7 separate regions of the Mus musculus genome follow, and all the other regions are linked to region 4. The links are chromatin loops, found by intact Hi-C in ENCODE. Cell type or tissue: heart. All regions are shown on one strand. Each heading gives the region's core, and the rest is flanking DNA. Links, peaks and the distances in the headings are about the cores only. Region 1 has its middle 29 kb from the start of Ankrd55. Region 2 holds the start of Map3k1 (mitogen-activated protein kinase kinase kinase 1). Region 3 overlaps Gm15326 (predicted gene 15326). Region 4 has its middle 10 kb from the start of Gm33849. Region 5 holds the start of Gm15323 (a long non-coding RNA gene). Region 6 has its middle 17 kb from the start of Gm41062. Region 7 overlaps Map3k1 (mitogen-activated protein kinase kinase kinase 1).

The links. Hi-C counts contacts between places; a loop is a spot of excess contacts. Peaks named below come from ENCODE experiments on the same cell type or tissue, not always from the same donor. Only the 100,000 strongest peaks of a DNase experiment are listed, where the experiment ranks them.
Region 1: it touches region 4 in a loop (2.9-fold over the local background); 5 of 42 quality-filtered maps call a loop at or near these places.
Region 2: a loop joins it to region 4, with 7 times the contacts of the local background. A loop is called at or near these places in 8 of 42 quality-filtered maps.
Region 3: a loop joins it to region 4, with 1.8 times the contacts of the local background. A loop is called at or near these places in 2 of 42 quality-filtered maps.
Region 5: a loop joins it to region 4, with 4 times the contacts of the local background. A loop is called at or near these places in 5 of 42 quality-filtered maps.
Region 6: a loop joins it to region 4, with 4 times the contacts of the local background. A loop is called at or near these places in 3 of 42 quality-filtered maps.
Region 7: a loop joins it to region 4, with 8 times the contacts of the local background. A loop is called at or near these places in 13 of 42 quality-filtered maps.

Annotation. Positions count from the first base shown.
Region 1 is chr13:112,257,225-112,261,597 of GRCm38, forward strand. No RefSeq gene overlaps it. Among named protein-coding and RNA genes, the nearest start is that of Ankrd55, 29 kb to the right of the region's middle. In heart, for the core only: a CTCF peak has its summit at 2,395; a DNase peak (open chromatin) is centred at 2,367.
Region 2 is chr13:111,804,852-111,809,224 of GRCm38, forward strand. Map3k1 (mitogen-activated protein kinase kinase kinase 1) reads right to left here and starts at 4,142. Exons shown (of 20, transcript NM_011945.3): 1 at 3,652-4,142. The coding sequence starts at 4,118. Gm15327 (a long non-coding RNA gene) reads left to right here and starts at 4,287. Exons shown (of 3, transcript XR_382912.2): 1 at 4,287-4,373. In heart, for the core only: CTCF peaks have their summits at 1,338 and 2,409; DNase peaks (open chromatin) are centred at 2,600, 3,030, 3,210, 4,110 and 1 weaker place; H3K4me3 peaks cover 2,273 bases; H3K27ac peaks cover 2,444 bases.
Region 3 is chr13:111,869,913-111,874,285 of GRCm38, forward strand. It overlaps Gm15326 (predicted gene 15326), which reads left to right. Exons shown (of 3, transcript NR_130345.1): 2 at 15-202; 3 at 934-2,025. Among named protein-coding and RNA genes, the nearest start is that of Gm15326, 4.2 kb to the left of the region's middle. In heart, for the core only: no CTCF peak of the experiment used is centred there; no DNase peak of the experiment used is centred there; H3K4me3 peaks cover 386 bases; H3K27ac peaks cover 857 bases.
Region 4 is chr13:112,194,377-112,198,749 of GRCm38, forward strand. No RefSeq gene overlaps it. Among named protein-coding and RNA genes, the nearest start is that of Gm33849, 10 kb to the left of the region's middle. In heart, for the core only: a CTCF peak has its summit at 2,689 (motif pointing left); a DNase peak (open chromatin) is centred at 2,685; H3K4me3 peaks cover 625 bases; H3K27ac peaks cover 731 bases.
Region 5 is chr13:112,000,498-112,004,870 of GRCm38, forward strand. All of the region lies in intron 1 of Gm15322 (a long non-coding RNA gene), which reads left to right. Gm15323 (a long non-coding RNA gene) reads left to right here and starts at 512. Exons shown (of 3, transcript XR_382920.1): 1 at 512-596. In heart, for the core only: a CTCF peak has its summit at 2,241; DNase peaks (open chromatin) are centred at 894, 2,494, 2,614 and 3,124; H3K27ac peaks cover 1,752 bases.
Region 6 is chr13:112,082,049-112,086,421 of GRCm38, forward strand. No RefSeq gene overlaps it. Among named protein-coding and RNA genes, the nearest start is that of Gm41062, 17 kb to the right of the region's middle. In heart, for the core only: no CTCF peak of the experiment used is centred there; a DNase peak (open chromatin) is centred at 2,683; H3K27ac peaks cover 1,244 bases.
Region 7 is chr13:111,786,224-111,790,596 of GRCm38, forward strand. All of the region lies in intron 1 of Map3k1 (mitogen-activated protein kinase kinase kinase 1), which reads right to left. Among named protein-coding and RNA genes, the nearest start is that of Map3k1, 21 kb to the right of the region's middle. In heart, for the core only: CTCF peaks have their summits at 2,100 (motif pointing right) and 2,851 (motif pointing right); DNase peaks (open chromatin) are centred at 1,827, 2,168 and 2,977; H3K4me3 peaks cover 1,193 bases; H3K27ac peaks cover 1,577 bases.

The sequences.
Region 1 (4,373 bases), core at 194-4,193, 63 kb after region 4:
AGAAATCATTGTGCTAAGTGGAAAAAAAGAAAAAGAAAGCAGGCACAGAAAGGTAAGTACCTCAGTTAGCTTAGGGTGGCTTAGGATGTGAGGACCGAAGTGCACGGACCCAATCCTTCTGTTTACTGCTCTTCCTGTGGGTGCAGTAGTAGTAGTAGTAGCAGCAGGGGCAGCAGCAGCAGCAGCAGTTGGCTCCAGCTTTCAGAGACCCCAGAACCAGCCTTTTCATGCCCCTCTGAGAAGCCAGCCTTAGATTGGTGATTCCAGAAAGCTTTACTCAGCCCTGGATTATCCTCAGAGCAACAACTCCACCTCTTGACTTCTGTTTCTCCAGGCCTTCACTGGTCGTTGATTTCTTCGTTAATTCTTTTCCTAAAGCTAACTTCAAGTCCCATAGATCAGTTTGAAGTACTCAGCTCAGCAGACAGGCATCATCACACACACCTTTAATTCCAGCACTCAGGAGGTAGATGCAGGTAGATTTCTAAATTAGAGGACAGCCTGGTCTCCATAGTGAGTTCCAGGCCAGCCAGGGCTACATAAAGAGAGCCAATGAGTTGCCATCTGTATTTGGCCATCTTCCCAAAACACCCAGAACACCACCAGGTCTATAATGTCTTTCAAATCACTTAATTACAACAATAAAAATGTAGATTAAAATGCTCCCTGTGAATAAAATGCTCTAAACATTACACTCCAGCAGACTCGTTGACCATGTCTCCCAGCAACTTTGAAGGAGCGGCAAGGATGATCATCTATGCCTGTGAAACTGTCTCCCCTAAGCAAAGCTGATTTTATGGGTTTAAATTCTTGCGTTGTACAAACATGAGCAAACATACATTGTTCAATGGTCCCTGATGTGACACAAAGGAGAAAGATAGCCACTCTTTCCTTCTGATGGTGTCCCTCAACTTCACTCCCCCCCCCACACCACACACACACACACACACGCACACGCACACACACACACACACGCACACGCACACACACACACACACGCACACGCACACGCGCACGCGCACGCGCACACGCACACATACACACACTTTGTAGAAACAATAATGCCTCTTTCTAAAGAGGTTTGAGATTTTTCTCAAGGTCTAAGATTAGGATTAGAAAGGGAAGGAGGTCACGTGGCTTTGTGGGCCATTTAGCACCATCGCCTAACCATTAAAAATTCTACAGGAAATTTTGACTTAATGTCTTCTTTGCCCTTGACAGGAAAATCACTTTGGGGGATTCTTGACTATAGTTTCTAGACCGATTTATCCTGGAAGATCCTTTTGATTCTCAGAGATTACCCCTCCTCTTTCACAGATGCCTTCTGGGCTGAGCAGCTAATGTATGTCGTCATCGATGTGCACGCAGATGTTTCGCAACCAGCTTTCAAACACTGCGGTTTATATCTAGAATCTAGAAAGCCGCCCCCCACCTCCTCCCAAAGACCTGTGTACTAAAGACTTAGTCAACTTGGCATTACTGGGAGATGACAAACGTTTTAAGAGGCCTAGTAGGAGGTTGTGTAGTCCTTGGGGCCCTCCTCTCTGCCTCTTCCTTTTCTACCACATTCTGACCACATGGTCAACAGTTGCTTTACCACGGCACCGTGATATGATTCTACCTTGCCTTGTTACACAAGTTCACATGCAATAGGACCAAGTAGTACCTCCAACCCCATGGCCAAAGCAAACCTTTCCTCTTTGTAAATTTGAACGTCTTTGGGTATTTTGTTGTAGTGACAGAAAGCTGGTTAACACAGGAGGAAGGTCCTGGCTTTCCACACTTGCACATTTTTATGGCCCTAACAATCCTAACAATGGATCCTGTCCATCTATCTATCCCCGTGATATCCCTTAGGTAGGCTGCAGAAAGAGATATATAGAGTTGGTTATCACAAGCTTATTCTGACCTGGATGCTTATAAACACTTATGAGCCAATTACACCCACCAATATCACTTAAGCAATGTGTTCAGGGTACCATGGAGATAAGGATTTAGGAAGCTAGGCTGGAGTCCTCCGTTCCAGGTGTTTGCACGCTTAAGCCAAGGAGATGATTTTTCTGTGTCCATGACTGCTCAGTGTCCTTGAGAGCCCTGTATCCACAATCTACAGAGGTACATGGGATAGGACGAGAACAAGTGGACAAAACTCAAAACTCTCAGTGTTTTAAAGTTGAAACCAATCTCCTCGCCAAGGCCCATGAGATCAGACACTTCTTTCTTCCCAGGCATCGGCTCTACCTGGTCAGAAATGTAAACTCCAAGAGAATTTAAACTGGCTTTCTGACTGTAGAGGGTTTGCAAGTTTGAGAAATTAAAGACAGAGCTAGCTATAGGCAAAGCCTGGATGCTCTCTGAGATGAAGCACCTCTGACCCCAACTGGCTGCTGCAGTGCACTGCATCTCTAGATGGCCAAGTCTCAGTGTGTAACCTGAAGGGCTGGATCTAGCCTGTGCACACCTTGACTTGGTTTTGTTATTGTTGATGATGATGTTATTGCTGCTGTTACTGTTGTTGCTGTTGTTGTTGTTGCTGTTGTTGCTGCTGCTGCTGTTATTGTTGCTGCTATTGTTGTACTTCTCAGGGTGGCAAACAATTCTGCTGCACTATACAGAAATGATCCAAGAGAAAGTGTGCTTGGTTTTCCATTTCTCACTCTCTGGTCCTTTTGCTGCCAAAACCCTAGATCCTCCTTCTCTGTTTAAGTCCTTCCTGAAGATTTCAGTGCTGGACATGAAATTTTGCCCACCAAGTTATTGGTCAGAGGGGCCCTGGAGGGATCCAGAACTATGTAGGCTGTTGTTTGATCTTGGTTGCCAACATAACTAAGTGGGGTTCAGGGGGAAGTTCTTTTGCTGAATACACCATACACTTTAGTTGAAAGACATCAAGAATTCAATCTCAAACTTATCAGGAAGTTCTCTTCCTGCTGGCTAGTTTTCATGGTGCTGGAGGGTGTTGGGAAGTTGGCTCAGGAAGAGAAAACAGTGGTCTTACCCACATGCTATGTGGTGTTACCCACATAACAACCTGCCAGCGCATTGTGCCCACTGATACATAATAGTTGTAGTGGTAACCAATCATGTTCTGATTGGATTTGAGACCTATTTCACTGGAGGGACTTCATATCTGGCACTGTAAACTGAGTTAAAAACTATGACTAGAGAGATCTAGATAGTTCCAGTTTTAGACGAGGGACTTAATGGTGTTTCCTGAAATGGTAATGTGTCAAGCTGCCTTCTCACTATTTATATTTACACTCATAGATTGTGCTGCTCTCAAGCTAGGTCAGAGAAGTTTCTTTTTGCCCTGATGCAAAGACTCAGATCTTGTAGAAGTGCTGTGAACAAGTGAGTGTGAGAATTCAGCAGTAGATGGTTCTTCTATATCACCTCTACTCACTCTCATCCAAGGCTCAAGGAAGACATGACAGACGAAGGTACGGGAAGAATGTAAGAGCTGTAGAATAAGGAGGGGCACTACGTTCCGTGAAGTGCTGCGTTCCTAACATAACAGAGTTGTTGCACACCTATTAACTCACAGCATCTCTGGCTGGCTACACAAGACCTGTATAAGATCAAGCCAGTCAAAGTCCCAGCATGGATGGAGAGGGGGTTACATGATGGAACTAACATTCCATTTCTAACATCGAAGCCACTGACAGATGATGGCTGTTGAGAGACAGAGTCACATTTGTGGGGGAAATGTAGCCAATAATAGATTGCCTGTGTCCTACTTTATGTCCCCATGCTTAGGCACTAATTGACGCTAGGGAGTTAGTTACTAGTAACATTAGTATTTATAATTAAAGAAGGCATGAAATTGGGAGGAGGGTGGGCTGGTGGCGTTCTGAGGTAGTTTGAGAGAAGTATTGAAGAGTGGATATGATTACAGTACATTGAATACATATATACGTTTTTCAAAGATTTAATACTATATCTCCTTCCACCACCTATTCTGTGACATCGTCACCCAAGGCACATACTTTCTTCTGATGTCCATGGTGAAGCTAAACCACTAAACAGCAACCAAGCAGGCCTGGGTCAGGCACTGACTCTCCAAAGGGGGCTAAAGCTTTCAGTGAAGTCTGAGGCCACAGAGCGCCGTATGGAGTTAGGATGCTCCATCTATGGGTGTGCTCAGCATCCGACCCATCCATCCAGTCTGGTGTTTCTATGACATCTCTCGCCCTGGTGCTCATGGTGCTGGTTCATCTCAGCTCTCCTCCCTCTGCCTCTCCTAAGTGCTGGGATCCCAGGCCGCCAACCTCACATTTCCCAGTAAGGCCTGACTGACTCCTCTTTGCTTCTTTAGGTGTCAGCTTTCAGCCACAAAACCCAGTCTCTCTTCTTAAGAACTTCTTAAGAACTCT
Region 2 (4,373 bases), core at 256-4,255, 390 kb before region 4:
GACATTGTTATGTTTTGAATATTGCATATATGTTAGCAATCAAACCCAAGGCCTTGCTCATGCTAGGGTCTGTCTGTCTACCTCCTCCTGGCTTTACCAGTTCCCTTGACATTTTTCAGCAACTGTAACTTTTCACTAAAGATACAGAAAGGCCAGGGCCAAGGAAGACGGCCAGTCTAAAGGATGCATGTGACACCCGTGATACAAACAAATCATCCTACGTTGAAAAGTGCAGGCACGGGGTCAGCAGTGCCCGCCATGGACCAAGACCTTCCCATTCACGCTTTCCCACTTCCTTTAACACAGCTTTCCCCTCAGCTCAGGGAAGCGCCCCGAGTGCAGAATGCAGAGGCAATACTAACTGCATTTTGGAACATCCCTCAGATTTCCTCAGAATAATCCATTCTCCCTGACGACTTCTTCCTTTGGAATTGGCCAGCAGGGTCAAGGACAGGGTAGCAGACTCCTCCTAGGCAAACTGTAGCCTCTCTCTCTCTCTCTCTCTCTCTCTCTCTCTCTCTCCCCCTTCCTCTGCACATTTTGCAAGCTTCAGGCCCACACGTCAGTGACCATTTCCACAACATGCAACACTTGGAGAGGAACAGAAGCATCAATCAATGGGGCTCCTTCCTGTTTGCCTATCTCACAAAATGGAGTCATTATAGTGTATTGGAAATCACATATTAAGGAATGTTGGTTAACCAGTCACTCTTGCCAAGATCAGATATGAAGAGAAAACAAAAGCTGGCAACCACTCTAGCTCTGATATTTCTCTTCCAGAATCCTATTTAATAAGGTTAATCTTTTAAAAATACAGTAGTTTCCTTACCCAGTTTAAAACAAAACCTGGAGAGAAACCCTAAGTCCCAGAGCTCAGGAATTCACTCAGGGCTAACTTCCGGGGCTACATCTATGATGTTAGAGAATCACCAACTCACAGTTTGAAAGGACTTATTTTTAGGTTTATTATTAATGTTTTTATGCCTTCCCTCTAGCAAATGATCAGTGAGTGGTATTTTTAGCTTAACAGCTTCTAAAAGGAAGTGAAACTGAGGCCCGAGCAGCAGAGGTGGCTTATGAAATATCGCTAGTTTTAAACGAGGCTAACACTAACAGGCCCAGCATAGCTTGCTCTTTCACGGGGCAGCAAAGTGATTGATAGTTTGGTTGAAACTACAAAAATAGGACAGAGTAATTATATCTGCCAACCTCACAACAGCCTGTTCAATGCAGAGCAGCACTGTAATTTTTCTTCAAAGACAGTCACTAGGAAGGAAAAGCCCCCTATTCTGTGGCATAAGGGAAAAAAAAAAATCCCAAACCCTTGGGCGCCACTTACAGGACAAACTTTCACTGGCTTGAGTTATTTTACTGAAGGAGAGAGGGCAGACATACATGCAATCTTTGACTTTAATGAATTTCCCATAGCTTATCTTTTTATAAATGTGTATTTTCTAAACATTCAATTTCTACATCCAACGTTTAGAAACTGGATTAAAAAAAACAAAAAACAAACAAACAAAAAAAAAAAACAAAAGAAAAATACGTTAGGTCTTTAGACATGCAGAGGGGTCTTTGGCTCTCTACTACTACTGAAAACAAACCGAAAATATCAGCATTAGATCTTCCTCTTCAAAGCATGAACGTGCGCTACTTGAAAAGGGAACCACATTGTTCAACTGAGATTCTACATGCCGTATAATCATTTCCCCGAGATTTTAAATGAGAAAATAATAAAACATCACAACAGGAAACCCAAAACACAACAACATTTCTGGATAACCCCTTCTTCATGATATAAGTTTTAGACCCGCAGATTTGAAATGAATTTCAAACCAGTTACAAAAACTGGAGGCGGGGTGTGTGTGTGTGTGGGGGGGGGGGGTGTTAGTATTATTTCAAAAGGATTGACAATCGATATTTTACAGCAAATGAAACTATCACATATAACATTTGAGGTGCACCAACAGAATTCTAGCTAGCAGTATTTATTTTAAAGACAGCTTTTACAATTATAAGCCACTGCTTAAAGAGATAAAGAGAGAGAGAGAAGAATGCGCAAAAATCAAGCAGATTACTCAGGTATTCAATTCTACCTGCCCTCACCTTGGTCCTCTGATTTCTAGAGGCAACACTAAAGTTCTATATGTCATTTTTGCAGTTGCTGCTCATGGTATATTCATAGGTGGTTATATTGACTTTATAAATGCTTAAGTGTGGCCAACTGTATTATCATATAGAAAAAAAAATCAGGTCTCACAGGACTAGATAAAATTAATTCCTCAAAGTTTGAGTTACTGTTTTTTCTTTCATCTGTAGTTGATCTGTAGTAAGAGTTGCCACCTAAGAATTATTCTGGTTAGTTTTAATCTAATCTGCACAGAAACAGGAAACCCTAGAGGAAGATACGTGTACAAGTGCACACAGGGCACACACACAGAAAAGCTGCATCGGGGCTGCTTACTGCCTACCTTCCTCCCAATCCTGCCACAGCCAGGGGTCAACACACTTTTTACTACTGGGCTTGGGGGTTGGGAGGAGGGAAAACGACCTCCAAGTAATAAACGGACCGTGATTTTAAACAATCCAGAGCACAAAAGGGGGTCAAATTACTTAGATAACTAACCGAAACCAAGGATTCCTACTGTCAGATTCGACACACAATAAAACACTCTCCACCCACAGTAAACGTCAAGAAATTCTACGGGGGGCCACAGGGTGACGATGACGAAAACATATCCAGCAACTTCACACATCCATCAAGATTTTATGCTTTTGTGTATTTTCATCAGATTTTTTTTTTAAGTATCATATACTTAAAAGAATTTCCTCTAACAGAAAACTTTCCAGTAGCCAAAACAGGGCGAGGCCAAAGAGCCGTTGGTGTAAACTATCTTACGCACATCCTACTTCTGGTGCACCGGAAGACCCCTGCGAGCAAAGCGGCAGCCCCGCACCGTCCCTGTCCCCGCCACGCAGCGGGGCTGCGGGGCGCAGTCCCCACAGCTTTGAAGCTGAATGGCTGACACATCCGGTCCTGGATCCCACAGCATTCCGCCAAAAGCTAACTTCAAAGCCGGATTCAAACTCCCAGCACCGGGCGCTCTAGCCCCCGAGGTGCGGGAGGAATTCCCAAGGACACGCAGCGAGGGCAGCCACGGAGTCCCCGCAGACCCGGCCGCCCCGCGAGCCCGCAGCGTCCGCCTGCGTCGCTTTGACAGGCGCCCCCCCCCCCCGCAGTCCCCGGAATCCCCCGGCCGCCCGGGGCGCGCCGCCGGAGCCCGGCCCGGTACCTGCCCGCGGGCGCGCGTCCCCGTGGGGCCGAGGGGCTCTAGGCTGTCACAGCGCGCAGACCCACCGCCGTCACCTTCGCGCTCCGAGCCCCCCAAACTCACTTCGCGCCGCGGGGGCTCTCAGGACCCGGCCCGGGGAGCCCCGCACCTTCGCGGCTTCCACGCCTGTCACATGTCCGCAAACAATAACAAACTCTCCCGCACGTTCCCGTCCCGTCCCCACGCCGTCCCGGGCGCCGCCCGACCTTCAGGGCTCGGGGACGCGGGCTCCCCCCCCACCCCCAACGAGCGGAGCCCCGGGAGCAGCGCGCCCCGCTCGCTTCATTCATTGCCCGCCCGGCCCCGGCCCGCCGCTCACCCGGAGGGGGCCGCTGCAGAGGGCGGCTCGGCCCCCGCGGGGCTCCGGGCGCCGCTGTCCCGCGCGGCCGCCAGCTCGGCAGAGTGGGAGCCGCAGCGACTCGCCGCTCCCGGGGGTGGCGGTCCCGCCGCGGGCTGGAAGCGACTCGCTCCTGCAGCCGCGTCCGCGGGCTCCGGCGACGGGGAAGTAGATGGGCAGGGCGGCGAGGCGGCGGCGAGGAAGAGCGGCTGCTCCGGCAGCTGGTCCAGCTCCACACTCCGCACTTTGCGCAGCTGCCGCCGCCGCCAGTCCGCGCGCTCGCGGCCCGCGCTGCCAGGCTCCCGCAGCAGCCCCGCCGCGCCCGCTGCGGGCGCGCCGCTTCCCTGGAGAGCTCCTCCTCCTCCGCCGCCGCCGCCCGCCTCGGGACTCGCCGCCGCGGCGCCCGGGAATCCCGACGACGAGGCGCGATCGCCCGCCGCCGCCGCCATTTTCTCTCGCGGGCTACATTCGCTCGTGCCTGCGGGGGAGGGAGGGGGCGGGGAGAGCGCGGGGGGCGGGCGGAGCGGCGGGCGGGTGGGCGGGCGCGCGCTGCTGCCGAGGGCGCGGGCGCGGGCGCGAGCGGGGCCGCGCCTCCCGGCCGGGGCCCGGGAGCGCGGAGCGGCGGGCGGGCGCGCGGCGCAGGTGGGAGGGCAGGGGCAATGCGGGGAACCGGGCGCCGGGCGTTGTGCGCTGCAACCAGGCCG
Region 3 (4,373 bases), core at 154-4,153, 320 kb before region 4:
CAATTTATAAACAGGGCTGACAACTGGGAAAACAGAGCCATGGAGAAGGCCGGCATTCCAGGGGCCAGCGGTGATTTCCTATCAGACGGTCCTCAGCATGGAATTATTGATAGCTGTGATGCCGAAAGGGAGCCAGTTGGCTAATGCCTGGAAGGGCTGAACCCCCGCTCACGGATGATCTGCTGCAAGATATCTTAACTAGGTCAGTGCAAATTAGCTTCTTCAGCTTCGTGGTTCCTTAATGAGCAGTTTAATCACGAAGTCTTTTCTTCCCTCCTCAGCCTTGCCTGAATTTAACTCTCTTCCCGCTCTGACACAGGAATGGAGCAAGTGGGAAAGTCTGTCTGAATAGATAAGGCGGCCCAGTGGGTGGGAGAGGAGGGGACTCAGCAAAGCTTCTAGCACACAAGGCCAACGCACAATCTGCTCACGGCAGAGTCAGGCATGTAACCCAGGGTAGTGGTTTTGAGCCTGTATCCAAGGGAAATGGCAGGCATACGGGGTGTTCTGTGCACTGAGGCCTGGGGCAGAAGCAGAGATGGATAGCCGAGGTTTCTAATTTCTCTTTTGCTGGTCGTCCAGAGCTACCAGCTACCAAGCCACTTTCAAGCACCCTCCCTCCCCCGCCCCCCAGCAAGACTGCTCTCAAAGTATTCTTCTGGGTGCATCCGTACAATGTCTGCTCTTCCTCTTATTAGTATTGCTGTTCCTCCCACTGTTCCTATTTGAGCCTGTTCCTCCCTGTGGCGGTGCTTCACAGGCCTGTACAGAGTGTTGGGTGGCTTGCTGTATACCCATCACAGCCTTGTATGGGTGTACAAGGAGCAGAGTGGCCATACCTGTTTGCTCTGTGTGAGTGGTTTTTCCAGGAGACATCCATTTGGCTGGGACTTGACTTTTCTCCCAACCACACCCTCTTGTTTTCTTCTTCAGACTGAAGCCCTGACTCCGCAAGGAACTCAGACTGCCTTAGGAGGAGAGAAAACTTCATGAGCCCGAGGCAGAGCTATGGAAACATATGCATACCCCAGCCCAGAGGTTGGACTAGATGGCCTGGCTGTCGGAACACAAGGCATGAGACTTTGAGGGAATCCGGAGTGGGACTGTGAGGGGCCACACAAGCAAAACACTTTCAAATCAGGAGGAGCTGATAGCAAATCACCACTGGCCCCTGGGATACTGGCGTTCCCCACTTTCAAACACTAAAGGAGACAAAGACATTTGCTCTTGGTTAGAAGGCCAGGAGTACAGATTCCCAGGGATCTGCCACGCCTCCGGAAATCTCAGGTTCGGAAACAGTGGTGAACACTGGAGAACTCTCACCAAGCGTCTACTATTTGCAAAGGACCCTACTAGGCAAGGAGAGAAAGGAAGGATATGGATGCCAAGCAGAAGTTTATGATGGGGATAGGGATACACCATAGATGAGGGCAATAGAGTATGGTGAAGCCACAGACAACAAGAGAATGTTCTAGATGTGCCCCAGAAAGTCAGGGCTGGCACTGGTTTGGAATGACTAGAGAGGAACACATGAGCAAAATAGGGCCTTACAGGGTGGACATTTTGAGTACAGTAATTGGAAATGTGTGAGAGAGATCGTTGCATGAAGGAGATTCTATGCTGGGAGCCATGGCGGGGGGTGGTCTTTGAGCTTTGCAGGTAACGGTAGAAGGAACGCACACATCTGATGGCTCGGAGGGGTGTGCAGTTCACCTAACTAGACGCTTCCTTTCAGGAAACGGGGACTAAGAAGGCAGTGGTCAGGAGCCTAAGACAGCAAGAAGAGCCATCACTGTGGGAGGTGTTCATAAAGTCTAACTTTTGTATGGCTGAGGCTGGTTGGCAGAGGTTCTTTGTTAGCGGTATGCTCTGTAGCACGCTAGTCGAGTCCTCTATCCTTCGCGTCCTCCTTCCTCGTTCGCAGTCCTGTTTGCCAACTGTCTGAACCAGGGCTGCACAAATTTCTGCGTGTGGACTTTCCCCACAAACAGAGCCAAAGTAAAACAAAAGAAGATACGTTTTTCCAAAGTTCACCGCTTGACTCTCACCCCCCCCCCGACCGCCCCCGCAGCTCATAACTAACTCAGACGGTCATTTCTGAGCCCTGGGACATCTGTTCAATTTAACAGTCTGCCGAAGCAGAGCCATAGATTGGGGTGGGTAGGGTGGCTGCTGACTAGGGAGCCATCATGCACCAAGAGCCCTGGGTGGAACTTCCTTTCCTGTCACAGAGTGCCATTCTCTCCCACCTCAGTGTATGGCCCGCGAACAAACAGTTCGGGCATGAACTGGGAGGTAGTTAAAAGCACAAGGCCTTGTCTATGTGTTTTGCAATATCGCACGCGAGTCGCATGCACTTGGAGTTTGCAAAGCACCCCTCTCAGTCCAGCTGTGTGGAAGTCTCACCTGTGGTGCTTTTAAAACATTCCCAGACAGACTGCTTTCCCCGGCAGAGAAAGTCACAGTCTCTACGGGTAGAGACAGGCAACTGTCGCTTATAAAGAAAACTTTCAAAATGATTCTAGGGGCAGCCTGAACTGAGAGCCTGGGTAGCCTCTGCGCTTCCAAGGTATTGACTTTCGCTCCCGCCGAAAGACAAGTGATGTCCACAGCTGTGGTAATGGGTGCTTATTCTGCATTCTGGCCAAGAAGTGCCTGGCAAAGAGCAGATGTTCAACTATTGTTGTAGGATTCTCCCCAAAGTGGCCAGATGACAGTTTGCTTAAAAGCTTCCTGGTTGAGTTCTTTGTGGCTTTGGAGGGAGCCTTCTTCCGAGAGGCATCTCTTGGTTTTTCGAGATAGGGTTTCTCTGTGTAGCCCTGGCTCTCCTGGAACTCACTCTGTAGACCAGGCTGCCTTCGATCTCAGAAATTTGCCTGCCTCTGTCTCCCAAGGGCTGGGGTTAAAGGCATGCGCCACCACTGCCCGGCCGAAGCATATCTTTTAAGATGGTTATCTTTGCTCCTAACCTTCTTCTTATTAAAGGAGGTAACACATGTCCCTAGGGTAGGGGGTAGGCTTGCTCCCTATCTATAGCAGAGGCATGCTAAAGAATTCAGAGTATTGATTTTGTACATAAATGCTCACTTTGTGGAGATACAAAAGAGTTGTCAAGCAGGTTTCCGTTAACCCTTAGTCTGGGGTGGATATAGATGCTAAGACTTGGTTTTGCATGGTTGTTTCAATACATTTTCTTTCCTTCTGTGGCTTGTCTGTTACTTGGTACCCAGGAGCTAAATCTTGAGGCCAACTATGAATTCCCTCAGTACCATGAGCTTTGCTACAGCATTAAGGCCCACAGAGCCAGCCTCCGAGCTGGTTCTGCTAAAGGGCTATTAGCACCTCACTTTCTTCTTGCTTTATACCTGGATGGCTATCTATGGATTTGTGGATGCAGAGGTGCCTAACTATGGTTGTATACACAGCCACTTTCTCCTGTTCCTTACGACTTTTTATTCTTTTAGAATTGAGTTTCAATCACAGCCTGCTTGTCTGGACCCATTAAGCCTTTCTAGAGACTTCTTGTGTAGGTTAGGGTCTTCAGGAACCTCCAGGAATTGCTGTGCTGAGGTTTGCCTGTTCCAGGTGCTGTGAGCAATGAATTCAGATCAACACTGAACTTGGTGTTATCTGAACCCTCTGCACCTTGAAGAGACAGCTGGCGACTCCATTGGAGGCCCCCATTTTACATGGTCCCCTTGGCATCTCACTCGCTTGAGTTTCTCTTCTCTGCCTTTGGTTTGTCATCAATGTCTCAGGGTAACTCACTGCTCCCCCTCCCAGCCAAAGTTCTGCAGCACCAGCCCTTGGTCATATGAACCACTGGGCCAAGGCCATCATAACCATCATTCTCTTTTATTTTTATTTTTAACTTTTTTTGAACATTTAAAAAAATTGGATATTTTATTTATTTACATTTCAAATGTTATCTCCTTTCCCGGTTTCCCCTCTGCAAACCCTCTATCCCCCTCCTCCTGCTTCTATGAGGTTGCTCCCCCATCCACCCACCCACTCTGCTCACTGCCCTAGCATTCCTCTACACTGGGACATCAAGCCTTCACAGGACCAAGGGCCTCCCCTCCCACTGAGGCAAGATAAGGGCCCCCTTCAGCTCCTTCAGTCCTTCCCCTAACTCCTCCATGTGCTCAGTCCAGTGGTTGGCTGTGAGCATCTGCATCTGTATTAGGACAATCATTCTTAAAAGCAATCATATATCATCATCATCATCAATTATTTTGTCAAGAAGCAAACAGACTTGGAGATGAACCAGAGTGTGGTGGTAGAAAGGTCTCACCTTTTCATTTTTGAATTAGGGTACCTTCCTTAACCCTTCACCATGCCTTGGCAGTGAGGCCATCACAAGGGAAAACTGA
Region 4 (4,373 bases), core at 220-4,219:
GAGATTTCTGAGGCTGTAGGAAAACCTGCCCATGGTTAGTCAGGACAGGCAAGCTTCATTCACATGAGCGATACACAGGAGAGGATGCGAATCATTTGAAAACATGCATTCCTTCTGCAGCTTGGCCCTTTCCAGTTCATAGCTCTTTGTTTACCTGTGTTCTCATGTGTCCTTTAGTGTTAGGATTACCGTAGCCACCAAGACCTAATCTCAGGGAGACTACCACCCCATAGTCCAAGAATTCTTTTACTCTGCTAAAAAAAAAAAAAACAAAAAACCCGCAACTGACTGGGTCTGCTCTGCTCTGTGTAACCTGTGTTCAAGGGCTGTGTACTAGAAAGGCCCCATTCATAGCCTTTCATAATTGCTGGTGACCAGATGACCTCCGTCCATGGAAAATGAGAATAATTTGAGAACAGCTTTGTGAAATGCACGGGCCCCGACCTCAGCCAGTCTTTATGGGCTGAATTGTCTTCCTCGGATTCCCATGTTAAGGCCGTAATCCCTGGTGAGAAGGCTGTGGAGAGCTTTAAGGAGCAGTGGGTGTTACAGATGTCGGCAGGAATGTGGTTCTAATCCAGAAGCTCTGGAGAAAGGGAAGAGGAGAAAAGTGAGGAGAAGGACGAGGAGAGAGAAGAAAAGATCAGACTCTGCAGGCATATACCGAGAAAAGGCCATGAGGCATCGAACTGGTGCCAATCCATGAAGAGAAGTGTCAGAAAAAACTGACCTTGGCCTCCGGACTCCAGAACAGTGAAAACCTACTTTCTGTTGTGTTAGTTGACCGTGGTCCCAAACAGTCTCACAGGAAGATCCAGCTTAAGCTGGATCACTTCCAAAGTGTGGTCTTGAATGCCCAAGTAGGGGTGTATGTGTGTGTGTGTATATACAAGCACATGTATGCATGATACACATGTCTGTGAAGCACACATTGAGGGAAGAGATTATATTCTGCTCTAAAGCACACTCCTACATTTATTGCTCATTCATAGACAGTAGGTTTTCAGTAGCTTGATGGCCTTGGTTTAGTCAGTTGTGAAAGGACAGGTTCCGGCCCAAGACAAAGTTCTCAGCGCGAAGAAGCTGTATTTACTGAAAAGGAACAAAGGTCAGAGAATCAGAGACAAAGACAGGAGATAGAGGATGAGAGAGAAGGGGAAAGGACCAAGGGGGTGGGGGAGGGATATTTGTCCCCAAAGGACAAAGGACTTTCTCTGGATAGAGAGGAGACAGATCTGGCCCGTAGGCATATGGCGGCATAGGATGATGTGTTTAATTTTGATTGGACATGTTAATCACAGCAACCAAAAAGAGGCTTTTGAATGCCAGACTTCAGTACTATGCTAGCTGGACATTGGTAGTCAGCCTCAGGAGGAGACAGTGCCCAAATGAGGAAAGTGACTTTGGTGGCTAGCTTTAGGAATGTAATCTAAGAGATTTTAGCAAGGAAAAGGAGATGGGGAGGGGGAAGTGCAAGGCCACGTTTGTGATGCGTGGGTCCGCTAGAGCCCCTTTAGGCTCAAAAGATGAACAGAGCAGATTCTTGAATATAACGTTTCCTGGCCCAGAGTCTGGTGATGCCTGCAGCCTTTATAGGAAGATTCTCCATGATTTTGGGTAACTTGGGCTAAAACGTAAGACATACTATGAATTGCTCTCACATAAAGGGTAACGACAGAATCATTCATTTGGTTGAAACAGACGTGATTAGTGCTTGGAGCAGTTGGAAGGGGAACTCTTTCCTGTTTCTCTTTTATTTTAAAATATATTATACGCTGTTCATTTACTGGGAACTAATCTTCTAGCATATTTAAAGACTCCCTAACCACTGGAGGAGGGTACTACGCTGCCTTCTAACCTCAAGACACTGAACACATTCTTCTAACTCTGTGTATCAGGTTCCCAATCTGTAAAATGGGCCTGGTCATGGTACTCAAGTCTGAGATTGCTGTGGTGGTTAAATCAAACATTACACCCAAAATCCATAAATCAATGTCAGGCAGAGATTAGAAGCTTAATCGTTGACAGGTATGTGGGCACTGTATCAATACTGTTATTTTAGTGGTCATTTTATGGATCTAAACGCTAAATTTAAACTTACTCAAAGACATTGCCTAAAGTCACTCGGCTCACCAGTGTTACATTCAGGATTCAACTCCAGATCCATCCACCTGACACCAAAAGTCTAAGATTAGAATCATCCAACAGGTCCTCCGCTTTTCCAGCCAAAGAGATCCGACCCGCACACTCCTACAAACAGCTGGAAAGCATTCAGCGAGAAGAATTCTTAAGTTACTCTAAGGAGACTTGTTCCTTCCAGGCTGACATCTCTGCCCGACCTGAGCCATCAAACCCTTTCTTTGCCTTTCGCAGAGGCTCCTTTTTCTTCCTCCGTACTGATTCTGGGAAGGAAGAGCCGGCAACGAGATGAAAAGGGCAAATAAACACGTCCTGTGAGGATCCTATGAAAGGGGATTTTTGTTTTCCACTAGATACTGATAAAAAGATCAGACAGTCGTTTTGATGTTCCTCTCCCATAGTTAGGACTAGATTAAAGTGCGTGCATGACTCATGGAAATGACCCAGGCAGGAAAAAGGAGTCGCCTTGCTTTTTTGGATCTCTGGCCACGGTTTTTCCCCCGTGGGACCAAAACCAGCAGGGGTGGGCGGGTCCTGCGCCACCTGCTGTCAGCGGGCTGCGGAAACAAAGCTGGCTTAGGAATTTTCAGAACTTGGGGGAGTCTGGGAGAATGAGATTCGTTGGCCCCTCCTAGGGCTGCCATGTACCCCTTCTAAAAGAATTTTCTGCAATCAGTTTGTAAGCTTCTCGTCTACATTTTATCAGTTTTAACTTCCAAGTCTACCTTCACAGCAGGCTAGTCAATCCAGAAGGATGGACACACGCTTCAAAGATGCCCGCTATGATCCTGCCTCCTAGTTCAAGCCAGCTAGCAGGTTTGGGTTTGTATGTCCAACAGCTAAATCTCTGTTCCTTTATTGTTGTTACTGCTCTGTTGGAATCTGTCTAGTTTGTTTGGTTTTGTTGCTGTTTATTCAAAGACTGAAGGGTGGGGGGATCATCAGATTTCTCAGTCTGTGTTGCCCTGAGCCTCTGCCTGCAGAGACTTCCCCTCAGTCAGGAGTCATTCATTGGATGGCCTGAAAAGCCCAGGCTTGAACTCTGCTTACTCCCAGTGGATCTATTTCTGAATGTCCTTTCCTTGTTCACTCTGTTTTTCCCACTGTGGATTTGACATCTTGGAGGATCAGGTCGATCTGGAGTGCACCAGGCTGCCAGGCCAACTGGAGACCGTGCATAAGCTCAGGGGGCAGCCCCGACTCGGTTTGGACCATTTGAAGCCAGAAGCAGAAAATATCTGAGAATTCTGGATCTTTGAGAATCTTTGAGAGAAACCAAAAATAGTAGATCTCCTTCTTTGGTAGCGAAATGATTCGGTATTCAAAAGTTTGGACTAATTTGAATTTTCAAAGCAGTCAGTATAGACCTAAAGGAAACCCACGTGGGGTAGCATGCAGCTTGCCTGCTGCTAACGTGACCTTTCGGGTAAATTATACATCAGAGCCTAGTTCTTCCTACTTATTTCCTCTTCTCGTTGAACAGACAGCTGGATGCTATTTCTCAGGCTAACTTGCAGTTAGACTACAGAGAGAAGCCATAGACTCCATAGCCAGGCTCCTCCTCCATTTCCCCCACATACCTCTTCTCTGCCAGCCCAGGGATCAGACGCTGTAAGGATTTGGAGGAGAATCCCCCCCAGCTCACACCCACAGAGCCTCCAATTGTGCTCCAGTGAGAGACAGAAATCCTCTGGGATTTGGGGACCATTTATTTACAGCTATTAGCTGAACTGGATTCATGTAACATGTTGGGAACTTCCTTCTCCTTGTATATAAATAATGCTTTTAAGTCCATTTGATCTTTTAGTAGCGAAACTTCAAAAATAAGGAAAAAGCATGTTTTCCTCAGGCTGATAAGGTTAAGGAGGAGATAATGGTGATCTCTTCATATCCAAATTGTTTTCAATAAGCAATTTTACTGCTAAAGAAGACAGTTGTTGCATGGTATAAAAGCACTCTGGCCACCAAGACAGGACAAGTTAAAGATGTCTGGGCACGAGTCACACATTTGGCTGCGTCTCCAACAGCAGTCTTTCCTGTTGGGGTTTGACCCAAAGTCCTCTCACTTCTTCGTAGCTCGAATGCCCGGGTGCGGAGTAGAAGTTATACTGCTCCCTTGACCTCTTCTGAAATCTGTCTCTCTAACTTCTAGGTTCTTTAAAACTCCCTTCTACAGCATTTATTCCCACAGTGGAACACGGCGTTAGAACATTTTAAACATTCCATCTAAAATA
Region 5 (4,373 bases), core at 270-4,269, 190 kb before region 4:
AAGCTGCAGTTAAGCTGGGTCGTATGGACTAGAACATTTGGGCTCCCACTCGAGTCCAGTTTCCTGAGAGACTCCAGACGTGGCACTTAACCCCTCTGGGGTTTAATTTTCTCATTAAGAACACGTGGGAAATGCTGTATTTAACTTGCAGATTTGCAGAGAGAACAAAAGAGACACCACAGTTTCACCCTTCTCCCTTTCTGAGGATCTCCCAACCCCCCACCCCCCACCCCCAACTCAAAGGTCCTAACAGAATGGAGGGAAGGAAGGCAGTCTATACCTAGGGCCTCAGGTCTTCCTGTTGTATTTTTAAAGAGGAACTATAAGCTAGCAATGTTGTGGTGGTGGTGGTGGTGGTGGTGGCTGTTGCTTGTTTTTGCTTTCTTTGCTTTACCTCAGAGTAAAAGCCTCTGAGGTCACCGATATCCATTTGTGAGTTAACAAAGCAAGGCATGCATTTCCCAGTTGCCGGCAAAACAATCAGTTGTCATAAATTACCACAACCAATTAACTGCCTTCCGGACATTGGGCCTTTGCCACGTGGAATGAGAAACCAATATCCTCAGGATACTCATTTGATAGAAACGATAGAAATGGTAAGGACAGTATTCACACCCTGGATGTTTGGTTGTCATCTCTGAGGTCACTTGTGACCACACCGTGAGCTGCCTGCTTAGGCTGTTTGTGGTAAAGCTAAGCTGGCCAGGCTCTGAGAGCCCTTTCTACTCAGTGAGAGACCAGTTAGGCTCTGAGTTTCGGGAGGATGGAAACGGGAAGAGACAAAGATGCTGCCGTTGGCTGTAGGGCTGTGGTGTGAAGGGGCTTTCTGTAGCAGCTGTTGTTTCTGTTTCCGTGGCAACCAGCAGAGAAATAGCCGCACCCAGTGCAGGTGCACAAGAGTTGAACGCAGGCCGGTTTCCTCCAAACAGCCCTGGCAAGCCAGAGTTGATGACCTCGCGCTCCTCCCAGGATACAAGCTGAAAGTTTCAATGTGTGGACACATGGATGCGTGGAAACTCTGAATTCCAGGGGCTTTGATGACAAGATCTGTGGCAGTGCCCCAGGGGTTGCCGTCCCTGTTGGCTCAGCTAAGCGGAGCCCAGCTTGGACGGACCTCCAGGGTCTGTCGCCTGGCTTGGCTCAACCTTCCTGCCTCTGGTAGCTACATCTCAAAGTCCACTGTTGCTGGGCCAGAACTGAGACTCACAACTCCCTCCTCAGCCTGGATGAGAAGCGGGCTGCCAACAGTGACTATCTCAGGGGTCTTGGTGCTTGTCTTTACCTAGCAACTCTGCTAAGCGTATACACCTAGGCTCTCCCTGGGCAAGAGCCCTGCCTCTGGCAGACACAGGTTCAGAACTCAGTCTCCACCCCCACGACTTTCTTACATGCCTTTTTCTCACTGCTACTGCAACCAAGACATCACAGATGCAGCAAGCCCCACCCCGGGACCTTGCATGCGCCTAGCCTATTTCTCTGCCTGGGTTGTTTTTCCTCTGTGTCTTTTCCTTTTGTTCTTCAGTCTCCTCAGCTGTCGGTCCCATTTGTGAGGATTTTCCTGACTGGATGTGAAAAATGCCATTCCCATTCCCAATCTCCACCATTTTCTAGCACCCTGCTTAATTGTTTCTTCATGTCTTACATGATGATGATACACACACACACACACACACACACACACACACACGGACATACACAATGATATCAAAATATCAGCCTCAGAAGCCAGGGAATTCGGTTTCTTCTTGAAGCCGCAGTGTCTAAAATTTCTTGTCCTATATAACAGTGAGCACTTAGCAGATGTAAGTTGCATACGTGACTGACTCACCAGAATGGGAGAAAAGATGTATGCACATATACTTAAATATGCATTAAGGGTATATTTTCATATATTTGGTCATCTTTACACCTGGCTGTCTCTTTGAGCACTTTTGGTCTGTTTCTGGCAGGAGCCTTTTCTGTGGTGTTTCTAGACAGCCACACCCCTGCAGCACTAGTCCTATCCAGTGGACATGGTAGAACTCTCTTGGGGCATTGACTTGGATACAAGGGTTGGTATGGGGGACTCTGGAGGCTTTTTTTTGAGGGAGCCTGTTATTAACATCTTGCCCTTCCTGAGGGCTGTGTTTATATTTATTGAGTGTGGGTGACAGAGGCAGGGTGTGTGGTAGAAACAGCCGCTCTTGAGATGGGAAACGGACAGGAAGTAATTGGAATCATTATTATCTGTGGGTCTGGTGTTCCTAGCTGCCCACTGAGCGGCAAGAGAGAGGCGCCCTGGGAAGGGAAGCACTTTCAGTCATGACACACTCACGTGGCCTGGCAGCTTCCTGCCAGATGGTAGTTGTCCCCGGTGACACTCTGCATTTTTCTTTAAAACACACTGTAGAGATAAGAGTTGCTTTTGACGAATGTGAGAAAACTATGCATTGGGGGAAACATGGAGAGGCTGCCAGCAGCCAGAAAGCTGCAGTGTGAAATCTCCTTAGAGAACCCCTTGCGAGTCGGCTGGCCACACAGGCCGCATGTGGATCCCTCCCACACCCTCCAGAACACCTGACAGGACCAGGGTCTCTGTGCAATGAGAAGAGACGCTCCCACCCAATTAGAAAGAGACTGCTCAAAGGAAAGAAAAGGTTTGCACAGCTAACACAACACAGGGCGTGCCAAAATCATCCCGCCCTAATTCTCCTGTCAGCAGAGTCACTTTCCTAAAGAGTCAGTGACTCGTGACTCGCTCACTATATGCCACATCCCCCACCCCACCTCACTGTGCACTTCCACCCCACTCAGGACCTCTGCCCACAGAGCTTGTTTTTTTTTTTTTTTTTTTGTATTACTCAGGAAGGGTATTCCCCAAGGATGACATCTCAGAAATCCCATCCAGAGCACAATGACCTGTACTCTGCGATGGCCACAAATGTCATATTGCTGATCTCGCTTCGTACAACACACACGGCAGCTGCTGGCCCTTAAAGGAGGAGTCAGCGGGGGCTCTGAGACCCCCATGTCCGAAGCTGATTTAAGAGCAGGGAAAGAAACGAATTCCATCTGATGTCTTTACCCCAGAGATTGTTCAACATCCTTCCTAGGGCAGGAAGAGCAGGTGACTGGGACATTGGATGCTTGGCAAGCTGGTGGCCTTCCTGCTCTGGCATGCTCTGCTGGGATTTTCATGTACAGAGAATGACCTTTGCAAACACACAACGAGCTTTGCAGAGATGGCCAAACCCTGGCCACCCTCAGCAAGCTCAACTCCGAAAGAGCTCCTTTTGCTTTTTCCGACAGAACTGAACAACCAGGAAGAAAGGCTTAAAAACAAAACAACAACAACACAAAAAACCAAAACAGTCACCAAAGATCTTGGTCCAGTTTTAGAGCTCTCTCCCTGACCCAGAGAAGAAATCGGGAACAAATAGTGAGAGGATATCAGATGGCATGCAGCTTGCATGCCTAATAGGTGTCCTGGTGGAGATGCTGCAGGGCAGGGACCCTCTGGGCTCCCTGGCCTGACACATTACATGAAGACTCAGAGATTTGGAGATGAGAGACGAGAAAGAGCAAGTTGCTTGGGCCATTGTATGCAGTAAAAACTCTCTACCCCTCGAAGTTCTTTTGACCACACCCACTGAACTCTGATGTTCAGAGGTCATCTTCTATCTTGTCTCCCTCTTTGAAGGAAACCTGTGTCTTCAAGCAGCTCTAGGCATAGGTTGTCTCTAATGAATATAGTACAAGGGAAGACTGGGGCTTAGACAGACATGGTCTGATTCCTCTGACTGTCACTCAAACCCGACAATGGCTCCCCATCTAAAAGTTTCAGTTCCTTGATGTTGAAGAGGTGTGTGGGGGAGGGTGTTTTATACGACACAGGATGATAATGCTTCCCCTTCAGAGTCATAGACCAGTTAACAAAAACCCAGTGCTAAACATGGTAAGCTTCACTTCCAGTTGTTGGTCAGAGACATCCAAACAGTATAGACTGTTGTTGTTGTTGTCGTCATCTTTGGTGCCTCCTAGAACCTGAAGGTAAGACCCATGGTTGAAGACACTGCATGTTCAGACCCCAGGCTTGGAGTGATCAAGATGGAACCAATCTGAAAGCCTTCTCCCTGAGAACTAGCTCCCATAGTGTCCAAGGGTGCTATGCAAGCTACCAGGGAAGACCAGCAATGACCAGCCCAAGGAGAACCCCAATAGTGCAATGGTGGCACTCGTTGCTCAGGGGTAACCAACAGCTCTCTCACTGGGCTTAGGCCTGCTTAACAGGATGGAACTCACACGTGGTACAGTCAGCTTAGCCAAATATGCATAGCTAGAGAGGTCACTGGCCCCAGAGGAGAACCTGCTACCCCTATTTTTTGAAAACCAAC
Region 6 (4,373 bases), core at 254-4,253, 110 kb before region 4:
TCATGGGATCCTAAGGCTGGAATTCCCCGGTGTGGACTTGATGTTGAAGGAAACCACGTGAAAGTTCATGGACTCTGGACTTTCCTTCTGTCGAGATGACTGGAACATTGGTTACCTCTCAGGCTTATGACCACACATTCTCCATATATTTTGAGCCAAGATGAAGGTGGGGCAGGGCTGGGGACTTGGTGCATGAATGTATTTGAGAAAAAGCTTGACTCTTGTGTCCTACTAAGGGCACAGGTGTGGCACAGGATTAGCATTGATCAATAGTTCTAAAGAGCAGATACTAAAGAATGCTCATTGCTAAGTAGGAACTGAAGTAGGCTGATGTGTTGAGTTAGAAGGGATCCTGGCATCTCATGGATAGCCAACCCAATCATGCCAGTCTCCTTGCCACTTTGCTGACTGTGAGAAATTAATTATTTTCCTTTCTTTATACCATTTTCACTTAATAATGTCTCCAACAAAGTTCCTTCTATTCTTACCATTCTGTGTGAAGGGCACAGGCATGGGGTACAAGGGCACATGGTTGTTATAGTGGGAATGAGAAGATTCATGTGCTAATCGAGTGTAGAGGACACTGAGTACCAGGAGGGAAGGGAGAGTCATAAGGTGTTTCCCAGGGGAAACCTGGGCTAACACCCACTAATGTGATTCCTTTCTGCCTGTTCCCTTCCACCCTCTACTGACTGGCTTTGTGTCAACTTGACACAAACTAGAGTCATCAGAGAAAAAGGAACCTCAGTTGAAGAAGTGCCTCCATAAAGTCCAGCTGTAAGGTGGTCATTGAGGAGGGCCTAGCCTATTGTAGTTGGTATCATCCCTGGGGTGATGGTCCTGGGTTCTACTAGAAAGCAGACTGTGCAAGCCATGGGGAAGCAAGCCAGTAAGCAGCACCCCTCCGTGGCCTCCGCATCAGTTCCTGCCTCCAGGTTCCTGCCCTGCTGAGTTCCAGTCCTGACTTCCTTTGGTGATGAACAGCAATGTGGAAGTGTAAGCTGAATAAACCCTTTCTTTCCCAACTTGCTTCTTGGCTATGATGTTTCGTTACAGCTATAGACAGCTTAACTAAGACACACCCCGAAGCTCTCTGATCACAGTCCAGGACTGAAGGCCTATTACTTTTCCCACTCTCTTTCTCACCATGTGGCTGAAGAGACCCAGAAAATTCAATGTTGAAGCTTTCAAAAAAAAAACAAAACCAAAAAACCCCACACTCAATAGTGGTGACACACAAAAAACCACTTTTCCTCCCCAATTGCATCTTTTGTGTGTGTGTGGGGGGGGTGGAGAAAACATGGAAAAATCCTTAGAGAATCAAGATATTCAGCCATTTAGAGAAACAGTTGAGCCAGGTGGTGATGGCATGAGCCTTTAGTTCCGGCAGTCAGGAGGCAGAGACAGGCAGATCTCTTGAGTTGGAAGCCAGCCTGGTCTACAGTGTGAGTTCCAGGGCAACCAGGGCTATATGGAGAAATCCTATCTCAAAACAAACAAACAAAAAAAAAAAACCCAAAAAAACAAAAAAAAACAAACCAAACAGAATAGAAAAGAAACGGGCTGGAGACTGTTTAGGAATACAGAGGGAGACAGAAAACCCAGAATGAAGCAGTGTGCACTTTCCTCAAGTTGGCCCGCGCTGGGCCTCGCCTTGGACTTCTGGTTCTGACTTTGAATTTCTGGACCTTACTGGGTGTTTGAGCCCCCCAGATCTCTCAAACAACCTCATGAACGCAGCGGGTGAAGTCTCTTCGTTAGGATTCTTACCTGAGGGAGCTCCAGCCTGTGTTCCCAGAGCTGCATGGTCCTTTTCAAATTGACAAACGGAGGAGATTTTTACTTTAGTTGCCTGAGATTTGTCTTCACAGTCACATCCCTGTCTGCTTCTCTGCTTCCTGTTGGCGTTGTTGTCCTGTAAGGCTCCTTGTGGGGATGAGGGTGGAAGCTTGAGCATGGCCGTTCACCTGGGCCTCGCACGAGGATGAGGGACGACGATGTTGTGCATACGTATTTGCATGGCACTGGTTCAGTAAAAACAGGTATTTCCTCTGACACTTCAAGACGTAGCTGCACTTTGTGATTCTTACTCTCATTTAGAAGTTCTAAATTCTTTGAAACACAAACCTCACAGTAGCTCTTCTTGTGTTTCTGCCTTCCTGCAATCTCATAGTTCTCTATACAATTTCTTCTATTCTGATATTCAAGAGCATCTACATATTGTACCTTTAATACCTGGCTATCTGAGTCTATGCTACAGTGAACACAAATGCACCCTAGGAAACAGGAAGTGGGAGAAACAGATAGCAAATCAGAGGCTAGTGAATGAAGTCCAAAGAAAGGCTTGAGAGAGCTGTTAAATTGCCTTCTTCTCACGAGTCCTACTGTCTATGGCACTCGGACAAAGATGAGGGGTCCTTAAGCTGGAGGAGTCAGAAGAGGAAATTCATTTTTTTTTTTAAATAAAAAAGGCGGAAAGGAAACACTGGTGTGGCTGGTTGAGAAGCTGAGTGATCTGCCAGCTTGGGCTGGAAGTGGGGGGTAAAGATGAGGTGACAGCAGGATGGGGAACAGGAAACCGAATTAAGGAAAACACGTGGTCTTCCAAAGAGGAAACAGCGGTCTGAAAAGAGATGGTAAAACCAGTCCTTCCAGGCTAATGCCTTTTGTATCCCTCCTCCCTACGGGAAGCTCAGCTGGAGGTCCGAGGAAGCTGAAAGAATACCATGGAAGCCCAGGTTACCTGCCAGGAGGAAGGAGGGCTGTGGGGAGAGCCGAAGGGCGGGGGACAGGGTCACGTTTTTCTTGGCATCGGGATACTTTCAAATGAGTTATTTTTTCAGAAGTTCCCAAGGAGGATCCCTTACCAGTTTCCAGCCTCCATTTGGGATTTGAAACCTCCAGGAAGCAAGGACCCTTCCCATGACCTCGCGTCTTCCTCTCTAAATTTAATTTGGACACTGAGGGAGAACTGGCAAGGCAGGGGCTGGAGCTTTGTGCAGTGCCTGCAAGTAGGGTCTCTCCCCAGTACTGGCAGGAACCAGTCCCGCTCTCAATTAAAGGCTGTTCTGGCAAGTGAGGGATATTGTTTGGGGTTTTGGCAAGTTGTTTAAAGATTTGGCTTGCGTGTTCTTTTCTTCTACGAAATAAGAAGTTTGGGCTGAAACAGTTTGGTTCTTAACTTTGAGGGAAGGTGGTCTGAGACCCTTTTAGGGAATATACTGAAGGCACATAAACTGGCTCCCACGGACAGTTTTCAGGGCTTCTGTTCTCTTTAGCACAGGATTTCCAGTGTCATTTTCCTTCTCAAAGAAAGCTTAAATGTCTTTAACTTTGGAACTCGGACTTTGAGGCATGGCAGGTGAGCAGACGTGTGTCCCTTCTATGCTGAAGGGTAGGTCTATAACAGTCCCAACAGTGCTCCCCCTCAGTCCCTGCAGTTAGAATAGCAGTACCACAGGGTGCACGTTCCCAGACAATCTTGGGTTGTCATGCTTTCTTTAAGCTGCAAGTTACTGATACTAAATCTGAATATTTCTACAGTCTTTGTCTTTTTTTTCCCCCAGAATCTATTTAAGTCTGTGAGATGAAAATTGGAAATGCAACTTCATATTCTCACGCTACCTATCTCCTGAGCCGGGCTCACAAGAAACATCCGCTCTGGAGTCGTTGAATTCAGAATTCAACCGGGTCCTACCGAAAGCCAATGAGCTCCAAAGGCTTGGTCAGGGTTCTCCATAGGGTCCCAGGGACAGATGAGCATGGTAGGATCTGTCTAGCCATCTTACTGGGTGTATACCAACCCAGTCTCATTTACAGAAGAGCAAAGAAATACTAGTGTACTCCTAAATGCTTCCAGTGGCAAAAGTCAGGTCAAAAGGCAGGATGTCTGCACTTGGTGTCTATTTATGGACTGTGAAGTTTAAACAGAGACCTCCATTTAGAATTCATCTGCCCATTAAAACTGCTTCCCAAGTTATTATCTGCAAGGAAGTGGACAACACTTGAATCTTTCTCTGTAGTGGGTTTGTGTGTGTGTAGATGTTTTGCACGAGTATAATTCACTGATCAATTTTACCTTGTCAAAACAGAAACTGTCTGTCAAATACAGGATGAGGCTCATTAGAGAGATGCAGACGATAGCACAGCAGAGGGGAGGATAAACCGACTTACTGCCCAGCAACAAGGAAACAAGAGATTATTCAGGGAGCAACTGGAAAGGACAGAAAATGATACAGGGGTCACGACAGACCCACATCTAGTGAACGATACGGCTATTCAGCAAATGATACTGAACGGGCAGAAAAAGTTTCTCAGTAATTGGTAGGTGATGGTAATACATGATCAAGGGCCTGACACTTGAGTAGTCAGCA
Region 7 (4,373 bases), core at 120-4,119, 410 kb before region 4:
GAAACATGAAGAACATGAAGACTATGGTGGAGGCTCTTCTGGGCTCAGGAGTCAGGGATTGGGTCTGTTCAGTGTGGGTACTAGGATCATATAATTTCTGTCAAATGACAGGTGCAATTTCCCTACGGCACGAGGACACGGCATCAGAAACAAAGCTTCCTAGAGCAACCTTGGTGACCAGCATATTTAAACGTGGGACTCTTACATGATCTCCATCTGGTCAGAAGCTATGTGGATCACACACGCTCTGTGATAACACGGCCCGGGAAGACACTCAATGCTTGATGATTTTAAGAACAGTACTAACTTAGTTACTAGGCATGGGCATCGTTTCAAAGCTCTCTTAGAGACATCTAAAGCTGTTAAGAACATTCAAGCTGTTAAGTAGCGAGTGCAAAGCATGGGTTTCCAGGCTGTTTTACACGAAAACATTACTGTTGCGGTCTCATAGAAGATTAACTGCATCATCAATGTCATCCCTTAAAAGACACAGAGCCACTCTCCATATTGGCGTGCAGGGAACTGGAGAGCATCAGGGGCTGGAGGGGGGCTAGGAGCGCCTGCCCAGGCTTGGTGGCAGTGCAGCCACAGTGACATCCTACACTGAGGTCCAACTCTCTAGCACAGGCCTCTTTGTGGGCACCTGGCCTACTTTGCCAAGAACCGGGGATAACATTACCAGAAATGCTTAATTTGTATCAACTCATGAAATTATGGCTTATTTCTCACTTTTGGACAGGGTCGCATATATCAGTTAAAACCCACTGTGACCAAGGATGGCCTCGAGCTGCCTGCCTGCCCAGCTTTCCCTTCCAAGTGCTGGGATCATCGCTACCCCTGGCTCACATTAGCTTCTGAGGGCTAATCTGAAAGTATAACTTTTGCCATAACCGAGTATTTTATAATTTTAAAACCATCTTCTCATGACTATTAGCTATTCGGTCAGTTAATATTCATTATTTAGGCATCTGTCATTTCAAGATATATCTTAAGCTCAAACAACAACAAAACAAATGACTGGACTCCTGTGAATTACACTTGGTGCTTCTGACTTCACACACACACAACACACACACACACACACACACACACACATTCTATACCACGTTCTAACTCCTTAAAGTTGTGGGTTTAAAAGATTTATTTGTGTGTGTGTATGTGCGTGCGTGTGTGTGTGTGTGTGTGTGTGTGTCTGCATGTGTCTGAGTACTGCCCATGGAGGCCAGAAGAGAGTGTCAGATCTCTCAGAACCCAAGTTACAGATGGCTGTGAGCTGCCATCTTGGTGTTGGGACCCAAACCCAGGTCCTCTGCAAGAGCAAAAATGCTTGTCACAGCTGAGCCATCTCGCCAGCCCCTGTAGTTGTATTAATTAGTTCATGATCTTGATATAAATCCTTTTACAGGCTGTATAATACAGAGGAACATGTCGCAAGTACGGATCAATTCAGCCCGTAGGTTACATATCCCTTAAAAATTACCAGATGCTTGTATAGTTCAGCAAAGTGGAAAATCTAAGATACATGCCAAGTAATTAATTAAGCCATGTTACCAAAAGTGTATCAACCCTCTAAAAATCATGACTACAAAATTATGAAATAGCATTCCTTAGCTAAGACGCTGGCATGTTTGCTAAGCGTCCATGTCTCAGCTTCTCAGCAGAGAGCACACTATTTATTATTAAAACCCTGAGACTGAAAAGGCCCAGGTGGATCGCACTCCTCCGTAGGTCTGGATTTGCAGGTGGATCCCAGGAATCCCTGCAGTGACAGGATCATCTCAGTAACAGGATCATCTCAGTAGCAGCCCCACCCCTGAGAGTGCAGCTCCCAGTAGATCATGGCCCCAGCCACATGCCATATGTCACTCTCCCTAGTCACTCTTTAGAATAGTTCTCTTCTTCTCTGCCAATGTGTCCATCATGAGACGAGCCAGTTGGTTGGGACACTGAAACGTGCAAAGTGCTGTTTAGATGGTGTTAGGAGCATCCTGGCTGCCGGCTGCCCCTTTACTGCAAGATGAACCAACTAGAGCTGACTGCCTTGTCTGGAAAACCCGAAGGTCACAGGAAGGGAAGGGGATCAGGAAAAACGACGCTTTGCTCGGTAGGGGGCGCTCTTTCCTTAAAAATGTAATTTAGACGATTATTAATAGCAAAGGTAGCCTGCCCACAAATCACTTCGAACAGAAGCAGCACTCACTCTGACATCCTGCCCCAAATATAGCTGGAGTCAAGGTCTTCCTAAGTATGCCTTCCTCACCTCAGGGGCACCCTGAAGCCGTCCTAAGTGCCAGTGTCTTTTCACTTTTGATGACTCAGCAGGATCACACTTCTATGGCTTTACGCTGGCAGGGCTTGACTCATGACTGTCGGGTGCGTGCTTCTAAACCTCCCGTCGGAACCACTTTCCAGTTTTAACAACAACCGTGTACTGGGCGAGAGTGTGACAGAAACTATTATTCCCACTAAACCAACAGCGACTCCTTCGTGAGCACGCGGGTCAGCCAATGCTCTCTGTCAGGAACAGCAATCTCACTTAACTCTCAGTCAGGCTGATAACGGACGACACAGTTCTAAGCCTCAAGACTTTCAAACTGAAACATGAAAACCACTTGGCAGTGTTCTGATAGAACCTGAGTTTTCCTAGCACGAGGGAAGGGAGAACAAAAGCTAACCCTACCATGCTCTCCCGAGGTGTGTCCCCCCAGGACTGGTGCCCGTGCTCCCTTCATGCAGTGCTCCCTGGGGCACGGCGGACTTTTTTTTTTAATTGGAATTATTCCTTTGAAGGGAGAGTGTTTTGCCTGCATGTCCATAGGCGCATCCGGAGTGTGCTTAAGTACCGGAGGAGGTCAGAAGAGGGTACTGGAGTTACAGTTAACTGGGACCGGAGTGAATCAACAGTGCTCTTAACTGATGAGCGGCCCATCTAGACCCCCTCAGCCCCACCCCTTTTATCAGCCTATGGGCTCACATTTCCAAGGCCCTATGGTCAGTCACCCCATACTGCCCTAGACACTAACTGAGCTCCCCTCAGGCTACAGCCCCTGTAACAGTGCAGAGAACCTTCCTCCAGCCTCCTCAGCACACAGCTCCTCACTCGTCTGTCTGTCCCTACCACCAGACTGGGAATGAAGACAGAAGTGGGTTTCAAGTCTACTATCACTGTCTTACTAGAAAGGTTGGCACAAGGGATGGACTAGGCAAGTACATGCTGAGTAGGGTGGACTGTCCTCCTCGGACTGGGTCTACCTGAGGGCAAGATTTGTCTTACTCAGCTTTCAGTTTACAAGCAGTGCTAACGGATGCCCCTGGTATTTGCAGATGCTTGTGAAGGAAAAAAAAATGCCCTTCCTTCCTGTAGGAGCCTCCGAACCAAAAAGATCCTTCTCTGGTAGAAACATCTGCTGTGCCCTGAGGGGCGCTGCATGGAGAAGGGAGGTCAGATGCTAGGCAAGAGGTTTAAAGAGACAGAATTTGGCCCCAGGAAAACACCAAGGCAGGATTAGCAAGAAACCACCCTGAGTCCAGATCATTTGTCCTTAGTCAGGGGGCTTTCCCATTGCTTGAAACTTGCCCATGTGATCTAGTTAATTTGATTTTCCTGAAGTTAGTGACAAAACACAGCCCCGAGGAAGATCCAAGAGTCTGTGTCGGGGAGGCGGACAGCTGTGCCGTCTCAGCCAAGCAACCTGGGAGGCAGTGGAGAACTAAGGCAGTCAGGGGGGTGGTGTCCAGGGATGGCAAGTGCAGGAACTGCGAACCCAGACACAGGGTAAGATAGAGCTGGCAGGAAGCAAGCAATGCTGTCTGCACATAGTAACTGTATGGGTGGTGGGCTTTCTTATGACATTTCATACATGTGTGTAATATACTCTGATGTCCACCACTACCCTCCCGATACCTCATCCCACTGGCCCCCTTCCTATCAAATAGTCCTCTTTCTACTTTGGGGCCCGTGTGTGTATGTCACTCACACACACACACACACACACACACACACACACACACACACAATTCCACAGAAGAGAGAAAATATGCCGTATTTATCTGAGTCCTGCTTACTTTAACATCTGTGCATTTTCCTGCAGACAGCATGGCTCCGTTTTTCTGTGTCCGAATAGAATTGCCTTGCGTATGCTGACAGCACGCTTTCTTTACCTCGTCATCCACGGATGGGCGCCTAAACTGGCTGTCTACCTTGCAGAGAGTGTAGATAACTCTGCTGTATTCTGACTTAAGACTCTTTAGGAATCTGCTGGGGGTGGGACAGCTGGATCACACAGGAATTCTGCTTGTGTTTGTCTAAGGAACCTCCACGCTGGCTTCCACAGTGGTTAAACTAGTTAACATTCCTACCGGCAGGCCACAGC